2 separate regions of the Homo sapiens genome follow, and region 1 is linked to region 2. Evidence: chromatin contacts called from ENCODE Hi-C or POLR2A ChIA-PET data. All regions are on one chromosome and are shown on one strand. Each heading gives the region's core, a stretch centred on a gene start or an enhancer-like site at or near the end of the contact. The rest is flanking DNA. Distances are from core to core; before and after follow the strand shown.

Region 1 (5,466 bases), core at 1,831-4,330, 1.5 Mb after region 2:
CTAACTTCTTTCATGTAGCATAGTGGATGTGCGATTCATCCACCTTGCTGCATGGATCAATTGTGGGCCTCCTTTTATACTATAAGACAGTATAGGGTAGTACAGTATAAGATTTATATATTGTATACAGTATATATATATATATACACACACACATAGAGAGAGTATAGTATAGAGTAGTATAATAACGTATTGTAGCATAGTATATATAGATAGTATAGTGTAGTATAAGGTAATATAGGATAGTATAATATAGGGTAGTGTATATTTTATAGTATATATAGTATACATATATAGTATAGTCAAGTATGGTAACTATAGCACAGTATAGTTTAGTCCACTGTATAGTATAGTAAATAAAGTATAGCAAAGCATAATGTACAATATAGTATGATATATACAGAACACTATAGTATATAGTATAGGAAAGGGAAGTATAATGTACTATCACAAAGTATGTATGGTCTAGTATATGTACATAGTGTCATATGGTTTAATGCAGTAGAATATACATGATATCGTATAATATGTAATATAGTATATAGAGTGTATTATAGCATAATAAATAGAGTGTAGTTTAGTATACATGATGTATATAGGGCACATATATAGTATATGTATATAGTACATAGACTGTGTAGTGCCCTGTATAATCTAGCATAGTATAGTATATTGTATTTACTACATAGTGTAGTGTAATTTCATGTAATTTACCAAGGAATCAGATTGCTGGTCTTTGAACGCCAGACCTGCCACTTCCTAGCTGGGTGACTTTGGTCAAATTGCTTAACCCTCTACTTAAGCCTTAATTTTACCGTTGATAAAATGGGAATTCACAGGGTAGTTTTGAAGATTAAGTGTTAGTATATGCAATGTACTTTGAACAATCTTTGTCACACAGTAAGTGTGATAAAAGAGTTATGATTATTTTTAGTGGTGGTAGTTGAATTCACTACTTCATTCAACAACATATATTGAGGACCTACTGCAGACAATACATTGTGTTATTAATAGTTTTGGGGCATCAAGAGATGACCAGGACACCGTGAAATACCAAAAGCTTGGGCTCAGGAGTCAGCTGTGGGTTTGGGGATGCTCCATCCCTTTCTGGTTGCATGACCTCTGGCCGGTCCCTCACCGCTGAGAGCCTGCTGCCTCATCTGTGTGAGGTCTTAGACTGCCATCCCACCCGGTCCTCACTGCAGCCCACGAGGTTGACGCCACTGTCGCTCTCAGGCTACAGAGGAGGCTGCTGAAGCCCAGCGAGCCCAAGCCACTTCAGTCAAATTCCTGCCAGTAAGTGGGGTGCCGGCTTCTGTCCCCGATCTCTGAACCCTGAGCTGGGTAAAGGCCATTCCCCAACCCCTCCATTTACCGTGCATTGTAATCGCTTGTTGCTGTGATTAGAGCACAAACTCCCCATGGCACAGCGGTGCCCGACTCATCTCTGCACCTTTACAACCCAGGGCAGGGGCTAACTAAATAATACTCACAAAATAGCCTTTCCTGACTAGTTAAACCTCACAAGCATTGCTCTAAGGGCATTGTACACTACTGCCCTTCATCTTCATGCTAACCCTGTGACGTCAGCACCATTCACTTCATTGATCTGGTATCTGAAACTCAGCAAGATGACAGGTCCAAGCTCACTCAGCCACTAGATGAGAGCTAGGTTCAAGTCCAGGAACAAGCTTCTTGCAAGTGTCTAGAGCCTGGTCTCAGGCTGGCCACGGGTGGCAGCCATCCATCCTGCCTCTGTTTGCCCAGCGTGCCTTGCCGTGGATCCTGGTTCACCCAGGCTCCACCCTGCCCAGTCAACTCACCTCTATTAAAGCTTACTTCCCCGAGGTTTCCATCCTTTAGGTTCCATGAGCTTGATCTTGGGGCTTGATGGACTAAACAGCAAACTCAGATGGCCAAGTGGCTGCCACGGGCCTGAACTTTGCAATAGATGAACTTGTACAAGCATTTTCTTCATTTATTAAAAAAAAATTAGATGCTGGCATTTAAAAATTAGGTATTTGCTCTTAAAAATTCTCCACCTTTGTTATTTTCTCTTGACTAAATGGACAGGTCCTGCCACAATGGGTCTGCAGTCCCCCAAGGTAACATGTGGCTGGTGCTGAGGAGGGGCACCCCCTTTAGGTGGGCACCTGCCCTTCAGGTAGCCACAGACCACACCTGACTCACTGGCCTCATACATACACATGCCCTTCTGGCCTCACTGGGACTCCACCTTGGAGGCCAGAGACATAAATGCAACCCCTTTCCTGCCTTATATACCAGGACTACACGTCACAGTTCACAAGGCCAAACCAGACCCATTCTCTTACCTGTTCTCTCTCCAGCCCAGTGAGGTGGACAGTGATTATTATTCACCCTATTTTACAGATGCAGAAACTGAGGCTCCAAGATGACCTAGGACTAGGTCATGCGGTAACGGCCTGGCCACTTTGACTTGGAATCTGGCCCTCAGCTCACCTGTTGTCCCCGGCTCTCTTCTGTTCACTGCCCGCTCTTTCCAACCCTCGGTCTCAGGCTCCTTGCAGTGACTGCGCTGATTGTCACAAGCCTCGGTTCAGCCCACACCAGTGTGGACAGATGTCTTCCCTTTTCAAGCCTCCATTTGTTCACCTGCTAAACCTGCCTGCAGATTGCGCTGCACACAATCTAGCACTTCAGGGGCTCATGAAAATGGGAAAGGGGAAGGCTGGGAAAGGGCCATCAAAGAAGTGGTGCTTAGGGGAAGGGAGAAACCCAGTCTTCCATCAATCAGAATAGTTTCACTTTTATCATATGTGTCTGTGTGTGCGTATATGCATATATCCGCACACACACACACACACACCCAGGTTTTGTGACATTTTCTTTTGTAAACAAAAAAGTCCCTTTGCTCAAAAAGAAAGGAAAATGTTTTCAAACAGTTGGACTTTGTGAATGCCAAGGGCTTCCTTCCAGTTCTTTTCAGATTTTTGAAAACCAAGTGGGTTGCTCTCAGTTAGAACTCAAGTAGCATGATGGAGAAGGAGGAAAAAAGGACCTGACTAACGAGGACGTCACTGTGAGACAAAGATCATGCAGGGATCGGCCTGCGGTGTGTCTCATTTCCTGTGGGTAACAGGCACCACAATAGTTCTGTGGGTGGTGACAGGCTCGGCTGCCAGCATTCCCCTCCCAGGAAGGCGGTCAGGCAACCCTGGGGAATGTGTCCAGCTTGAAAGTCTTCGAGGCTTGGTCTTTGGAAAGCGGCAGGGAAGCCCCCCTCCGTCCTCCATCATTGCTGGAGGCCTTGTGACACTGGGACGATGCAGGACTTGGGGTCTAGGGGGCCTGAGCTGAATGCTGCCTCTGTCTCTGACAACCTGTGGAATGTTCAGCAAAAGACACAGCTTCTTGGAGGCCTGGCTTATGTGTCTGGGAGGTGTGGCAGAAGCAGTCCCAGCCTGAAGGGATGCTGCCATCCTAAAGAGATGAGGTCTGTAAAGGAGTGTGGTCCCAGAGGAGGGACTCGGTGTCTAGAACTGTAATTAGTGTCTCAAACCTGTCCACTTCTTGTCACTTCTTCAGGAATCACCAGGCCAATCTCCATCAGCTCTCCCAAGAAATATGACCTGTATTAACTAGCTCCTAATGACCTTCAACAGCCATTCTCCACCACAGCAGCAAAATAAAATCTTCGAATGTTATCAACAGGGGCCAAGACTTCTTACTTAATATCTGTGAGTAGCTTCCCTGCTCAGATAGGATTATGTCTGCATTCCTTGCACAGCCCGTACAGCCTGCATGAGGAGGTCCCCGCCCACGGCTCCAATCTTACTTCCATCATTCTCCCCCTACCCTACCTCTCCACCCTCAGCAACCACGGCCTTGTTTCTCTTCCTGAAATGTACTAAGCTCACTAAGCTCATTCCCACCCCCGTGCCTTTGCCAGGGCTGTCCCCTCCTCCTGGAAGAAAGAGCCTTGCTCTCTTCCTGTCTGGCACCTTTAACCTTTCCTGTCTCATCTCAGATGTATCTCCTCAGAGACAATTTTGGGATCCACCGATTAAAAGTAGCACACCCCGCCCCCAGACACACTCAGGCAAAAGTAGCACACACCCCCCCATCCATACTCAGGCAAACTCTATCGCGGGACCTTGTTTATTTCCCTCAGTGATCTCCCAGACCTACAATTTTGTTGGCAAATTTTGTCTTTAATTTTGTAATTTTAACGTTGTAGTTTTAATAATTTTAACCTTGTTTTTAAACTTATCTACTAATACTTTTTAGCTGCATGCTTCCCCTTCGAATATGAACCCCTGATGTCAGGGACCCTGTCCCCTTTGTTTGCTGAATATACCTCCAGCGCCTAGTTCAAGGCTTGGCACATGTTTCTGCAAAGGGCCAGTTGGCAAAAATTTTAAGCCTTATGAGCCATGCAGTCTAGTCAACTAGTCAACCCAACCAGTCAACCCTAGTCATGCAACTAGTCAACCCTCATGTTTTTGTGTGAAAGCAGCTAGACAACATGTAAATGAATGAACATGGCAATGTTCCAATAAAAATTTATTTATAGAAACAAGGGTTGCATTTTTAATACCCCTGGTCTAGCTCACTGCCAGGATTCTAAATATTCTACAAATATTTGTTAAGTGAATGACCAGATTATTAGAAATCATCTGAACTTTTCCATACCATCTTTCTTTTTCAGCCTTCGTACCTATTGTAGAGGCTGGCTTCTATTAAAATAATTAGAAGCCACAGTGTAAATCATTCCCTGGGTGGTGTTCATTTTAAATGAATGAATAAATCATGGGTTAAAAACGTGTAAACTAAGACCAGGCATGGTGGCTCATGCCTGTAATCCCAGCACTTTGGGAGGCTGAGGCGGGCGGATCACTCGAGCTCGGGAGTTCGAGACCAGCTTGAGCAACATGGAGAAACCCGTCTCTACTAAAAATACAAAATTAGCCAGGCGTGGTGGCGCATGCCTGTAATCCCAGCTACTCGGGAGACTGAAGCAAGAGAATCGCTTGAACCCGGGATGCGGAGGTTGCGGTGAGCCGAGATTGCACCATTGCACTCCAGCCTGGGCAACAAGAGCGAAACTCCATCTCAAAAAAACAAAAGAAGTAAACTACAAGAAATCCAAATACTTTCCCCAACATCTTTCCTGGTCCTTTAGGAACTTGCTACTCAAAGTGTGATCCCTGGATCAGCAGCTTTTGTAGCATCAATCAGGAGCTTTGTGGCATCCCAAGTTGGACCCCAAAACTACTCAATCAGAATGTGTGTTAATAGATCCCTGGGTGATTCGTGTGCACAGTACATTTTGAGAAGACTTGCGTTGGCAAATCCAATACAGCCTCACCCACTTGGGTGAAGTCCTTCTCTCAGGGCTACAAACTGGCATTCTTGCTTTACATCAACATCTGCCTTCCTCACATCAATGAAACCACTGCAAGGACTACATGATTAGTTTGAAGA
Region 2 (5,380 bases), core at 2,206-4,705:
GGTTTTCTGTTCCTGCATTAGTTCGCTTAGGATGATGGCCTCCAGCACCATCTATGTTGTTGCAAAGGACATGATCTTGTTCTTTTTATGGCTATGTAGTATTCCATGATGTATATGTACTACGTTGTCTTTATCCAGTCTACCACTGATGGGCATTTAGGTTGATTCCATGTCTTTGCTGTTGTCCACACATCTGAGATGCAACCTAATTTTAAGATCATGCTTGTAACTTTTTTTTTTTAAAAATACACTAATTCTGGACTCTGTCAGTTACTGGACTAATTTCCTCCCCACACCCACCTCTACTTCCCTTCTAAAACAATGCTAATTTTGTTCAGATGTCCATGCCTTCCACATTAGCTCAGTTGCCTCAAGGGAAGCCAACCCCACTCCAGTTTTTCAGTACACCCTGATTGGTGTCAAGAATTCCCATTCAGATTCCCCTTGCCAGTGACTGGCTTGGGGGAATGACCACTTGGTAAATCCTGGCTAATGAGTTGTGGAGGGAGATCTACTGGGATTGGGGTTTTCTGGGAAAGTGTTGCGAAGAGAGACTGCACAGTAAGAGGAAGTCTCCCTTCTTTCCCTATATATTGGGCCAGGAAGTGACACATGCAGTTGCTACAGCCATCTTGCCAATAGCTCCAGGAAGATGTAGAGGGAGGGCGGAGTCTACCTCGCTAATATAGACATCCCTAAGCTACTGAATCTACTACCCCAGAGCCCCCATTACCTCTTATCTTTATGATGTTAAAGTTTTTTCCTTCTTGAAACCAGTTTGTCTAAGTTTTCATTTCTTGCAAATGAAAGCATCTTTCATTGAGTCACTTGCCAAAAGTTATAATTTAAATCACTTTAACTGGTTCTTCCTTTCTTTCTTTTTTCTTTTTTTTTTTTTGAGATGGAATCTTGCTCTGTCTCCCAGGCTGGAGTGCAGTGGCACGATCTCAGCTTACTGCAACCTCTGCCTCCTGGGTTCAAGCAATTCTCCTGCCTCAGCCTCCTGAGTAGCTGGGACTACAGGCACATGTCACCATGCCTGGCCAATTTTTTTGTATTTTTAGTAGAGATGGGGTTTCACTGTGTTGGCTAGGATGGTCTCAATCTCTTGACCTCGTCATCCACCCTCCTCGGCCTCCCAAAGTGCTGGGATTACAGGCATGAGCCACTGCGCCTGGCCTTAACTGGTTATTTCTTAATATGATTATAGACTATCAGCAATAGAATCACATTGGGAGCTTCTTAAAATACACTTTCTGAGGCCCCATTGCAAATCTATTGAATCAGAATTTTAGTGGGGCACTACATTCCTATACACACAAAGACAGCAGAAATAATAGTGAAAACTTGATGAAATGATTTAAAAAATTATCCAAAACTTGCAAATAAAGCTGAGAATGAGTCCATGTCCTTTCAGTGTGAGTGTTGAAAAAATTCACCCAAGATTGATTATATAGAAGAATGCACCTGTGTTTAGCTGCAATTTGCTATTTGGTTAGAACCAGATACTTTAAGTTGTATGTTAACTATGTTTTCTGTCTTGGAGAAAAATAACTCCTCTTGGTGATAGTTTAGTGACCCTATACAACATTACCCAGTTTTGACTCTGTTAGCACATTTATTTCTGCATCCTTTTGGCCAACTTACGATATAAATCCTCATTCCTCAATTTCTCCTTTTAACCAACCTTACCATTATGTTTGTTTCTTCATTAATTAATGAATTAAATAAAATTTTTGACATGTATTCATTGTATATTTGTAGGAGAGTCATGCTTTTTTAAAATTGAAGATTATACTTTAATGGGATTCTTAGTTCCTTTGCTCGTTTTTCCCCTCCCAAGGAGCTGTAGCATGGTTCCTTCCTCATTACCAATAATAGCTGCTTATCTTGGTACCTGCAGATAAAAGGTAAGGAAAGGACTAAGTTTTCCCTTTTGTACCAGTGGCTATTTGTGTGTTTGTAAAACAAGCATGACTGAAGTTGCTTTTACCTTTGGCCACTGTTCTTGGCAATTATAAGCAGTGTCTCAAATGCATTTAGGTGCTGAGCTAATTTTCTGTTTTATTGATCAAATGATGTTTCTGTTCTCTGGAACACATTTAGAGCACTCAAGGTAGGTGTGACCCAGAGTTTTAATTAGATACCAGTTAAAATCTAATTTCTAGCTGCTTGTATGATCATTTGGGGCAAGTTTCTTTGAGGACAGAATAGCCTAGTGGAAGCCGTCAGCCAAGCAGTCCTGGGTTTGAATCCCAGCCCGTGATCACCGCATGATGTTGGGCAGGTTCATTAAAGTCAGTTTTCTTTCATGTGAAGAGGGGGCAATAGCAGATACTTCACAATGTAGTTCTTTAGGTGAGAGGGAAGAAGTTGAATGGAGCACCTCAGAGCTTACCTCTAAGACTAGGTGCTCAGGCTGAATTCATATTCGGCCACATAGAGGCTTGTGGTTCTGAATGAGTTACCTAATATCTTTGAGTATCATTTTCCTTACCTGAAAAGTAAATAATAGTTCCTGCCTCATAGGCTTACAAAGAACATCAAAGGAGCATTTGTCCCATTCGTCAACACTAATTGTTTGAGTACCACTTTCACGTATTTTGCTATGTTTCTATCTCATCTTGTGCGCTCATCACAAATCCTGCTACGTTGGCACCATTTCTACTATCACTTACTTGATATTTTCGTTTAATAAATTTCATTAGATAAATATTTATTGACAGTCTATTTTCTAGAAACTGTTGAGGTTTCGAGGGTCTAGCAGTTTACAAATAGGGCAAAAGTTCCTGCCCTCATACGGTTCATGTCTCAAGTAAATTTGTTTTAAACAGACACTGGATATCACCTCCATTAGTTGGAAAACAATGTCACATGGAAAAGATGGTGACTTGAATGAAAATTGTGAAAGCTAAACAATGTTGGTTTTTACAAATTCTAGCTAGACACAGTCTCCCTTTCTTTGTTTAAAAAATACATTTTTCACTTTTAGAGGGTGTTTGAGACATACTAGTGCCACACTGCAGCCCTCCTTGATGTTATTGGGAAAGTCAATAAAGAACCAGAAAGGGGGCAATTTTTCTCACTGTGGGATTCAATGTTGTTTTATTCTATGGGCCCAGCTGACTCCAAGTTGACTGCACTTATCAGCAGGTATACAGGACAGGTTCCACACTTTGGGGCCCCACTTGGATTCACATAAAGCAGCACAGTCCCAGGCACAGAGCTCAGAGGGAGATAACTTTTGGCTCCAGCAATATTCATCATAAAAGAGGGCACATTCTTCTTTGCATCTGCATGGATAGGAAAGGTCTGGGTATCCTCTGCATGGTTATTAATTACAAAATAGATTTCACATGTGTTTTCACGAGGCTGCGATTTCACAATTGCATCTTAGAATGTGCCTTCAGAGCTCTGAGAGCTCCTGGGCGTCTTGTCTTTGTATCATTTGGCTCCTCGTACTAAAAGCCACATCCTGTTATGTTTGGTTGCTAGGTGGAGAAATGTTATCATGGGCTTCAGCAATAATTTATCCACAAGCTCAAGGAGTTGTCATGTTCTCCTGACAGTGAGCTGCAGCACTTTATCAGCTCGCCTGTAAATCAGGCGTGTGTGGGTGCGAATGCCAGCACTGTTTGATCTCTCGCAGACACTGTAATAATCTGCTTTTGTCTGATTGATTCCTTCACATCACCATGCACATTGCAACAGAGAGTGGGTGCCCTCTGTTTATCTCGGCTGGTCATCTGCAGGAGGCCAACAGGGCAGAAAATGCTCTTCGTGCGGAGATGTAAGAGTTTTTGGAATTGGGGCCTTTCCATCATATCCCCGAGCTGGTTTCGTTCAATAAATCAATGATAGCTGAATTGAATGCACCATAAATACCTCAAACCATATCTCTTACAAGAATGTAAGAGTAATTCATAGAAACAGGAAAGGTAACTTTGTGAGAAAGAATTACGACCCCTACAAGCCACAGACATTCAGGGCTTTTTACTGCCTGTGTTCACATCTCACCCGTTGAACTTTGGGGGAAAAAGAATACACTGCTGGCGGGTGTTTGCTTCCAGAACGTGCACCGGGTAAAATGGAGTAGAACAGATCCTGTCGAGACTGATCACTGCTTTTCATCTGACACCGAGCTTTTCTCAATTTCTGTTGGCTTCTGTTACATGTGGTCCGACTTCATCCCTGGTGTCAAGGGATGCATCGCATCATCATTATGGAGCAATTTGGACTCTGTCATTTGGTGGTTTATGAGTCGCCCTTTTGCCACCCCCACACCAGGCCCACCCTTACGTGAGGATTGTCAGCCTTTCTGATGCTTTAAATGTCTTCCCATCAGGCAAGCCTAGTCCCTGTTTCCTGGGCTCCTAATTGCTGACAGGTAGTTTGGGGCACATTTTGGCATCTCCAGCCCCCAGGAGTTGGGCTGAAATCCGTGAGCTGATTACTGCCTTGAGCATGGCAGCAGCTTGCTGTGCTGTGACCCAGGAGCCATCCCCAGCGTCCACGCCTGCCCCAGTTGAAAGCAGAGGTCAAGCTGTATTGTAGATGTGATTGACTAAAATCCCATCGGAGAGGAGGATTGTGTTGTAGCATCCCCCTCTTGGATGGCGGCAAGATGAAATTACATGAAGAAGCCTTTCAGCTCAGAAATGAATGTAGCTATAAAAAAAAAAAAAATAAAGACAGCTTGAGTTGACTGTTTAGTGCAATCAAAGGCATGCAATTGTTCTTATTTTCATAATGGTAGTCAATAATATTAATGATTATTTATTCCACTCCTATTGTGTGCTCAGACATATTTCAGTCACCTGATAGACATTATTAGAAACAGTCTACATTAGTGGTTAGAGCACAAGTAGGCAAACCACAGCCAGTGGGCCAAATCCAGCCAGCCACCTGTTTTTGTCAGTAAAGTTTTATTAGAACACATCCACACTCATTTATTTAGATATCATCTATGACTGCTTTTCCCTACAACAGCAGAATTGAATATTTGTAACAGAGACTGTGTGGCCTGCAAAGGTGAAAATACTATCTGGCGACCATTTAAAAAAACATTTGTTGTTGACACTTGAGTTAGAGGATTGCTTTGGTGCTAGACTGCCTGTTCAAACCCTGGCTTTACCACTTAACAGCTGTGAGACATTGGGCAAGTTACATAACCTCTTTAAACCTTGGTTTTCTTTCATGTAAAATGGAGATTATAATAATGTTGGCCAGGCACGGTGGCTCACGCCTGTAATCCTAGCACTTTGGGAGGCTGAGGTGGGCAGATTGCCTGAGCTCAGCAGTTCGAGACCGGCCTGGGCAACATGGTGAAACCCCGTCTCTACTAAAATACAAAAAACTAGCCGGGCGTTATGGTATGCGC

Evidence for each region. A loop is a pair of places that touch in the nucleus more often than their neighbours do. ChIA-PET counts read pairs that join two places held with the same protein, here RNA polymerase II (POLR2A). Pooled maps may share reads with other maps.
Region 1: a pooled map shows a loop between it and region 2 (6-fold over the local background). The contact joins two enhancer-like sites. A Hi-C loop is called at or near these places in 7 of 50 pooled maps. POLR2A ChIA-PET finds 5 or more read pairs at or near these places in 2 of 52 experiments (CD4-positive, alpha-beta T cell and endothelial cell of umbilical vein).

Annotation. Positions count from the first base shown.
Region 1 is chr20:53,946,376-53,951,841 of GRCh38, forward strand. All of the region lies in intron 12 of BCAS1 (brain enriched myelin associated protein 1), which reads right to left. Among named protein-coding and RNA genes, the nearest start is that of BCAS1-AS1, 34 kb to the left of the region's middle. RefSeq lists an enhancer at 2,722-2,821. Within about 2 kb of position 3,081, at least 15 of the 41 ENCODE cell types and tissues checked have a DNase peak (open chromatin) inside an H3K27ac peak, as active enhancers do; they include CD4-positive, alpha-beta T cell, where a contact is called at or near this core.
Region 2 is chr20:52,406,861-52,412,240 of GRCh38, forward strand. All of the region lies in intron 4 of LOC105372666 (a long non-coding RNA gene), which reads left to right. Among named protein-coding and RNA genes, the nearest start is that of LINC01524, 210 kb to the right of the region's middle. Within about 2 kb of position 3,456, at least 5 of the 41 ENCODE cell types and tissues checked have a DNase peak (open chromatin) inside an H3K27ac peak, as active enhancers do; they include CD4-positive, alpha-beta T cell, where a contact is called at or near this core.